Linked DNA regions of Homo sapiens: region 1 is linked to region 2. Evidence: chromatin contacts called from ENCODE Hi-C or POLR2A ChIA-PET data. All regions are on one chromosome and are shown on one strand. Each heading gives the region's core, a stretch centred on a gene start or an enhancer-like site at or near the end of the contact. The rest is flanking DNA. Distances are from core to core; before and after follow the strand shown. Region 1 holds the start of MARF1 (meiosis regulator and mRNA stability factor 1). Region 2 overlaps MPV17L-BMERB1 (MPV17L-BMERB1 readthrough).

Region 1 (3,081 bases), core at 74-2,573, 92 kb before region 2:
GCAGTAATAAATACCTACGCAGGGAGAGGATGTGTGCTTGTCATCTGCCTTCTGGAAAATTAAATACAGGCACAAAGGATTCTTCAGCTACATGTCTGATCCTGCCCTCCACAATACCCGTCTACAGGGATGTTTACAGGGATGTGTTAATCCCCACGTAATGGGGATTGCCTATTGAAATAACCTCCCAGTAAGGATTTTTTTGGGCAAAATATTCTCGTTTGGCAATTTCGACTTACTGATTCTTTTGCAAAGTCAACTTGTTTCTGGGCAAACTTTAAAAATAAACTCCTAAGGTAGCATTTAGCTAGCAGCTAGCACATCCTAAATCGTGTCTAGATTTAACTTACACAATATGTGCTTTGCTTTTTTCCTAATTTGCAACAGAAAATAGTAATCAGCTGGTAGTTTCAGAAATCACCCTTTTGCTGAGTCTTAAATTTTTTTTTATTCCAGGGAAACGTGAAGATTGTGGGGCGCTATTTTTTTTTTTAAAGCAAACCACACAGCATATCTGGCCACCTAAAACACAAAGTGTTTGAAACTAACCGTAAGATTTCCTTTCTGCTCGCCCAACCTGTCACTGGAAACGCAGTATTCATTTGTAACCAGCTTTGGAGCAGGGCTTTTAAAAATAACGTTTTCTTGCTAAAGTCCCCAAAAATCTCTTGATTCTTGGTGGCAATGTCCAGTTGAGTCTTTGCACACACTGTATTTTTGCCAACTGGGTCGCAACTTTGCGAGAACTCCGGGGGACCTCGTAGGAAGCCAGGTTGGCAGTTATTTTTTTCTCCACTTGCCACTAGGTTGCACTAGATTTAGGATGCTGGGGAATATGCGCCATTTAATTTTTAAAAATAAAGTAGGACCATCACGTGACGAGACCCGAGAGAGGAAAAAAAAAAAGCCGAAGGGACAGGGTTTTTCATTGAAATCCCGTTCAAATCGCCTTCCCTCCAAAGCCTGAAAGAGCTGAATTCTATTAAATCCTGGTTGGCAGGTTTTTTCCTCGGGTCCACGTCACGAGCTCATTCTCCGCTTCAAGGTTCCTTTCGACTCCACAACGTGAAGCCAGGGGGAAGGCCTCCTTAAACTGGGGGTTTTCGCCAAAAAAGCCAGGGTCACCCCCCGGGAAAGTCCCTATTTAGGGGTTTATCGGGAGGGGACTGAGCCTGACGAGGCTGCAGGGCCGCGAGGCCCCGCCCCCCCCGGGGTTCCCAGCATGCCCCGCGCGGACAGGACGCGGCGGCGGAGGCGGGGCGAGGAAGGGGCGGGGCGAAGAGGAGAGAAGGGCGTCGGTTTTGCGACAGGGGCGGTGCGGTGCGGAAGCGGAAGTGAAGGGTGCGCTTGGCGGCGGCGGCGGGAGCTGCGGAGTCGGGAATCAAAACAAAGGGCCTGGGGGGGGCGGGGGGAAGGCGGCGGGGCCGGAATGTGAGCGGAGGTGGAGCCGGCGGCAGAGGTGAGTTTGCAGACAGTCCTGCGACCAGACCCCGGCAGGCTCTGCTCCGAGGCCAGCGGGGCGGGACGGAGGACAGTGTCCCCTCTTTCCCCGCCTATTGCTGGTGGGATGGTGGTGGAGAGGGGAGGTTAGCTAACTGGGACGCGCCAGTTGGGCCCCCCACGAAAGAGTTGGCTTGTCTCCCTTTCGGGTCCATTCACTACTGTCACTGTTGGCGCCGCTGTTCCCCTTCGAGGGCATTTGGCTCCCCGCCCGCCCCTGTCTGACCCCTGGTGGGGCCCTCCAGGAGTGAAGTGCACAGCTGGAAGGTTAAGAGAGAAGGAAAGGGGCGGGTGTTTTTGCAACACACTCCCCCCTCCCCGGCCGTTTTGCATTCTCCTCGGCCTTTTAGCAACACATAGGGTGTAGTCTCAGGGTTGACAATGTCTAGGGCTTCAGCCACTCTCACTAGTAGTTGTAACGCGACCTCGTGATACACCTTTTAGAGTTTCTCAAGCACCTTTCCGGTATTACCAAGAGCTGTCCAATTGCATTTGTGTCTTTTGGACTTCTCTGAGCGGTAAATATTCTTCTCTTTTGCATATCGGTGTATTGAAACCTAAACTGTTTTCCTATTTATTAAGCTTTATTCGTTCAACAGTTATTTATTAAAATATGCCAGGCATTGTACTAAGGACAGGAGTTGGAATAGTGGATAAGAAAACATAGTCTCTGCTGTCATGGAGTTTATAGCCTAATGGGGGAGAAAGATAATAAAATAAGCTAAAAAGGCCGTTTTGGACAGAAGAGCTATGGGGGAGAAAACGGTAATGGGATGGGGTGGTGTGGGGTCAAAGACTAGATTGGGTGCTAAGGAAACAACATTTGCTAAATGTTCCCCGTGGATTACCTCATGTAATCCAAACAACGGCCTTGTAAGGTGGTTTCTATTATTATCACACCCATTTTAGAGATGGGATCTGAGGTTCAGAGAGGTTGTGAGTTGTCCAAAGCTGCACCGCAGTCAAATTGGAGACCAAAATGCAGACAGTCGACAGAGCCTATGCTCTCCTCATTGAATTGGTCAAAAGACTTGAAGAGAGTGACAGAAAGGAGACTGTCGCTCAAGTCAAACAGAACCTGCTTTTGGCTACCTAAGTTGCTTCGTGGATGGTATTTGGGAAGTTTTCAGGGTGCAGGCACCTGAAAGTTTTTACTTTTAATCGCTTGTATTGAGCAGTATTGAAGGCACCTTGATGTAGTGGAAAGGGGTGAACAAGCCTAATCTTGTGTCAGGCTCGCTACAAAACTTCATTAAGTTTCTTTTTCTCTCTCTGCAAAAATGTAGCTAATTTCTCCCCTGTCTATTTCACAGGATTATTGCAAAAATTATATAAGAGGATCCCACCGTCTGGGTTTTTTTCATCATTATATTCCTTGTGCCAAGCACAGGCCTGCTGCATAGTAGATACTAAGTAAATATTTGCTGAATGAAGACATAAGTAATGTTAAGTGAAAATACTTTATAAACTAGATTATACTGTGAATGTTAGCTCACTTTCAGGATTTGGCTTTGAAGAAGTTTGAGAGAATGTTTAAGTTATGAACACTGTGAATATCACAGATTCTTACGATTTTGAGAG
Region 2 (3,215 bases), core at 569-3,068:
CCAGAAAACAGTTCTTGAGCGCCTACTACGTGTCAGCCCTCCTGATCTATTTTCACTTTCAAGAGACATTGAGACATAGGCCAGCTACCAAGGCCATGTGGCGAGACAGCAGGGCTCTTCCCACCCCACTGCTTCGACTGAGACCAGAGCTTGTTTTCTTCTCTGGGCTCTGGCAGGGAACTGGGCCGTGCCCAGTGCATGCAAGGTTGGCCAACAGATTTCCTGCACCTGCTCACTGATGCTACCTGGCAGTTTCTGGGACCGCACTTAGCCCTCTGCACATCCTTCACTCCTTTGAAGGAGACAGTAAGTGTTGTGAGTTCATTTCTTCTTCTTCTTCTTCTTTTTTTTTTTGAGATGGAGTCTCGTTCTGTCGCCCAGGCCGGAGTGCAGTGGTGCAATCTCAGCTCACTGCAACCTCTGCCTCCCAGGTTCAAGCAATCCTCGTGCCTCAGCCTCCTGAGTAGCTGGGATTACAGGGGCACACCACCATACCCTGCTAATTTTTGTATTTTCAGTAGAGACGGGGTTTCACCATGTTGACGAGGCTGGTCTTGAACTCCTGACCTCAAGTGATCCACCCACCTCGGCCTCCCAAAGTGCTGGGATTACAGGTGTGAGCCACCGCGTCCACTTGTTATTTTTGATTTTTTTTCCCCCAGACTCTTACCAGTGCCTAGAATGAGACACATAGTCCTTCCCTTGGAGGGCCCAGCGAGCTGTGAAGTGGATAGAAGACTGGCCCTTGGTGTCCCTAACCCTACCCCTAAGGCCTTTGGCTAAGCTGGCCCAGAATAATTAAAGATGTGAACAGAGATTAAGCTCCAGGTGGGCACAGCAGCTCCTGCCTGTTATCCCAGAACTAAGGGAGGCCGAGGCAGGAGGATCGCTTGAGTGCAGGAGTTCAAGAGAGCTGCTGGTTTTAAATGTGGCACTTCCTACACTCATTTTCTCTTGTGCTGTCTCTCTCCTGCCGCCACGTAAGACGTGCTTGCTTTCCCTTCGCCGTCTGCCATGACTGCAAGTTTCCTGAGGCCTCCCCAGCCATGCAGAACTGTGAGTCAATTAAACTTCTTTCCTTTATAAATGACCCAGTCTCGGGTAGTATCTTTACAGCAGTGTCAGAACAGACTGGTACACAGCCCATGTGCATCCCTGTGTAAAGCCTGGCCCCAAGGAGTTCTCTTGAACTCCTGCACTCAAGCCTTTGCCCAACTCCTCCCTCAGCTCAGAAATCTTTGTCTCAAACTAAGTGCTCTGCAGCTTCACTAATCCCTTCTCCTTCTGGAATCTTCCTGATGCCCTCAGCTACATCAGGTCCTCTTCCTTCCTGCAGCCATAGCCCCCTTGTTATCCCATTGACATCTAGGCATTCCAGAACCATCTAGGCATTTGTGTTTCTGCCTCAACAGACTGCACCTCCTTTAAGGGACTTTGCCTTTTTCCTTCATGGTTCTAGCACACCACCCCGTCCCTGATACATTGCAGTAAATACACAAGGAAGGAAGGAAGGCTGGCAGGCATGGAGGGTACACACAGTACTGCATTTTGTTGAAACAAGGCCTAAAGACTGCAGGTGCAGGTGGAAAAATTTCAAGTCTCATGATAGACACCACGAGGGCAATCGCATCTATCAAAGGCGGTGAGTCAGCCCTGGAGAAATCCAATTAAACATCCGTCATTCGAGTGATACTGCTTTGCATTCTGCTATCAATACCGTTTCTATTCTGAGCTGGCTCAGCATCTGGGCTCTCTTGTGCCTTCCACTCTCAGTCACCTGCTGCGAGTTCCTGCCACTGTGTGGCGTCCTCTCCCCCAAATCCACCCTCTCCACTCCCAAGTCCATCCCTCCTCTCAAGCTGATGCCAACAAAAGCTGATTTGTATCCAGCCCAATCTCATTGAATCCTCATCATCTGTAGGGTGGTATTCTTATTCTCCACTTTACAGAACTCTCAGAGAGGTTAAGTAAATCGCCCGAGATCAGACAGCTTGCAAGATTTGAAAGAAGACAGTCTAACTCCAGAGCCCTGACAATTGCCACTACAACAGACTGCCTACGCATGTCACCCAGATATACCAGGCTGTCATCTTCTGTTCCCATACCCCCTTACTTTATCCCGTTCTTTCAGTCAGGAGCCTTCTAAAATGCTTTCAGGCCGGGCGCGGTGGCTCATGCCTGTAATCCCAGCACTTTGGGAGGCTGAGGCAGGCAGATCACTTGAGCTCAGGAGTTTGAGATCAGCCTGGGCAATACGGTGAAACCCCGTCTCTACTTAAAAAAAAAAAAAAAAATTAGCCAGGCATGGTGGTGGGCACCTGTAGTCCCAGCAACTTGCGGGGCTGAGGTGGGAGGATCGCTTGAACCTGGGAGGCAGAGGTTGCAGTGAGCTGAGATTGTGCCACTGCACTCTGGCCTGGGTGACAGAGTGAGACTTTCACCAGTGGCAGTTCCAAGGAGTGGGCTTTCTTAGGGATGGCAGGGAATGGTTTCAGTCCCACCTCGTAATTTCCATTAGCCTTCAAACCACCTCAACATTTAAAAAGTGCTTTTGGGCCGGGCGCGGTGGCTCACACCTGTAATCCCAGCACTTCGGGAGGCCGAGGCGGGGTGGATCACGAGGTCAGGAGATAGAGACCATCCTGGCTAACACAGTGAAACCCTGTCTCTACTAAAAAACACAAAAAATGGTGGTAGGTGCTTGTAGTCCCAGCTACTCGGGAAGCTGAGGCAGGAGCATGGCGTGAACCCGGGAGGTGGAGCTTGCAGTGAGCCGAGATGGCACCACTGCACTCCAGCCTGGGCGACAGAGCAAGACTGCATCTCAAAAAAAAAAACGTGCTTTTGAAATGGGAAATATCAGGTAGGATAGAAGCAATAAGAGAAAATGAAATAAAGAAATGGGAAATAGACATTTTTCCCAATTTTGTGGAAAGTGTAAGAAAAAAACTTGATAGAAACTATGCAATTTTAATTAATTTGTACGACACAAATCTCACTAAAAACCATGGACTCCCTACTGCGAAGGCAGCTCTAAGGTAAGTCCCCTGATTGTTTCATGTGACCAACTGGCTGGCCCTAAGCCCCTCCTGTTTAGGAATTTTTTTTTTTTTTTTTAGACAATGTCTCACTCTGTCGCCAGGATGGAGTGCAGTGGCGTGATCTCAGCTCACTGCAACCTCCGCCTCCTGGGTTCAAGGAATTCTCCTGCCTCA

The links. Hi-C counts contacts between places; a loop is a spot of excess contacts on that map. ChIA-PET counts read pairs that join two places held with the same protein, here RNA polymerase II (POLR2A). Pooled maps may share reads with other maps.
Region 1: a loop to region 2 is called in a map of HepG2, with 21 times the contacts of the local background. The contact joins the promoter of MARF1 here to the enhancer-like site in region 2. A Hi-C loop is called at or near these places in 4 of 168 maps with a recorded cell type or tissue (Calu3, HepG2, gastrocnemius medialis and 1 more) and 9 of 50 pooled maps. POLR2A ChIA-PET finds 5 or more read pairs at or near these places in 10 of 52 experiments (A549, GM10248, GM12878 and 6 more).

The regions. Positions count from the first base shown.
Region 1 is chr16:15,641,396-15,644,476 of GRCh38, reverse strand. MARF1 (meiosis regulator and mRNA stability factor 1) reads left to right here and starts at 1,323. Exons shown (of 27, transcript NM_014647.4): 1 at 1,323-1,459. It overlaps MIR484 (microRNA 484), which reads right to left and starts at 1,183; the gene lies at 1,105-1,183. It also overlaps a transcript of NDE1 not described here.
Region 2 is chr16:15,549,579-15,552,793 of GRCh38, reverse strand. All of the region lies in intron 2 of MPV17L-BMERB1 (MPV17L-BMERB1 readthrough), which reads right to left. The region is part of intron 2 of BMERB1 (bMERB domain containing 1); the gene reads right to left. Among named protein-coding and RNA genes, the nearest start is that of MIR6506, 60 kb to the left of the region's middle. Within about 2 kb of position 1,818, at least 4 of the 41 ENCODE cell types and tissues checked have a DNase peak (open chromatin) inside an H3K27ac peak, as active enhancers do; they include HCT116 and gastrocnemius medialis, where a contact is called at or near this core.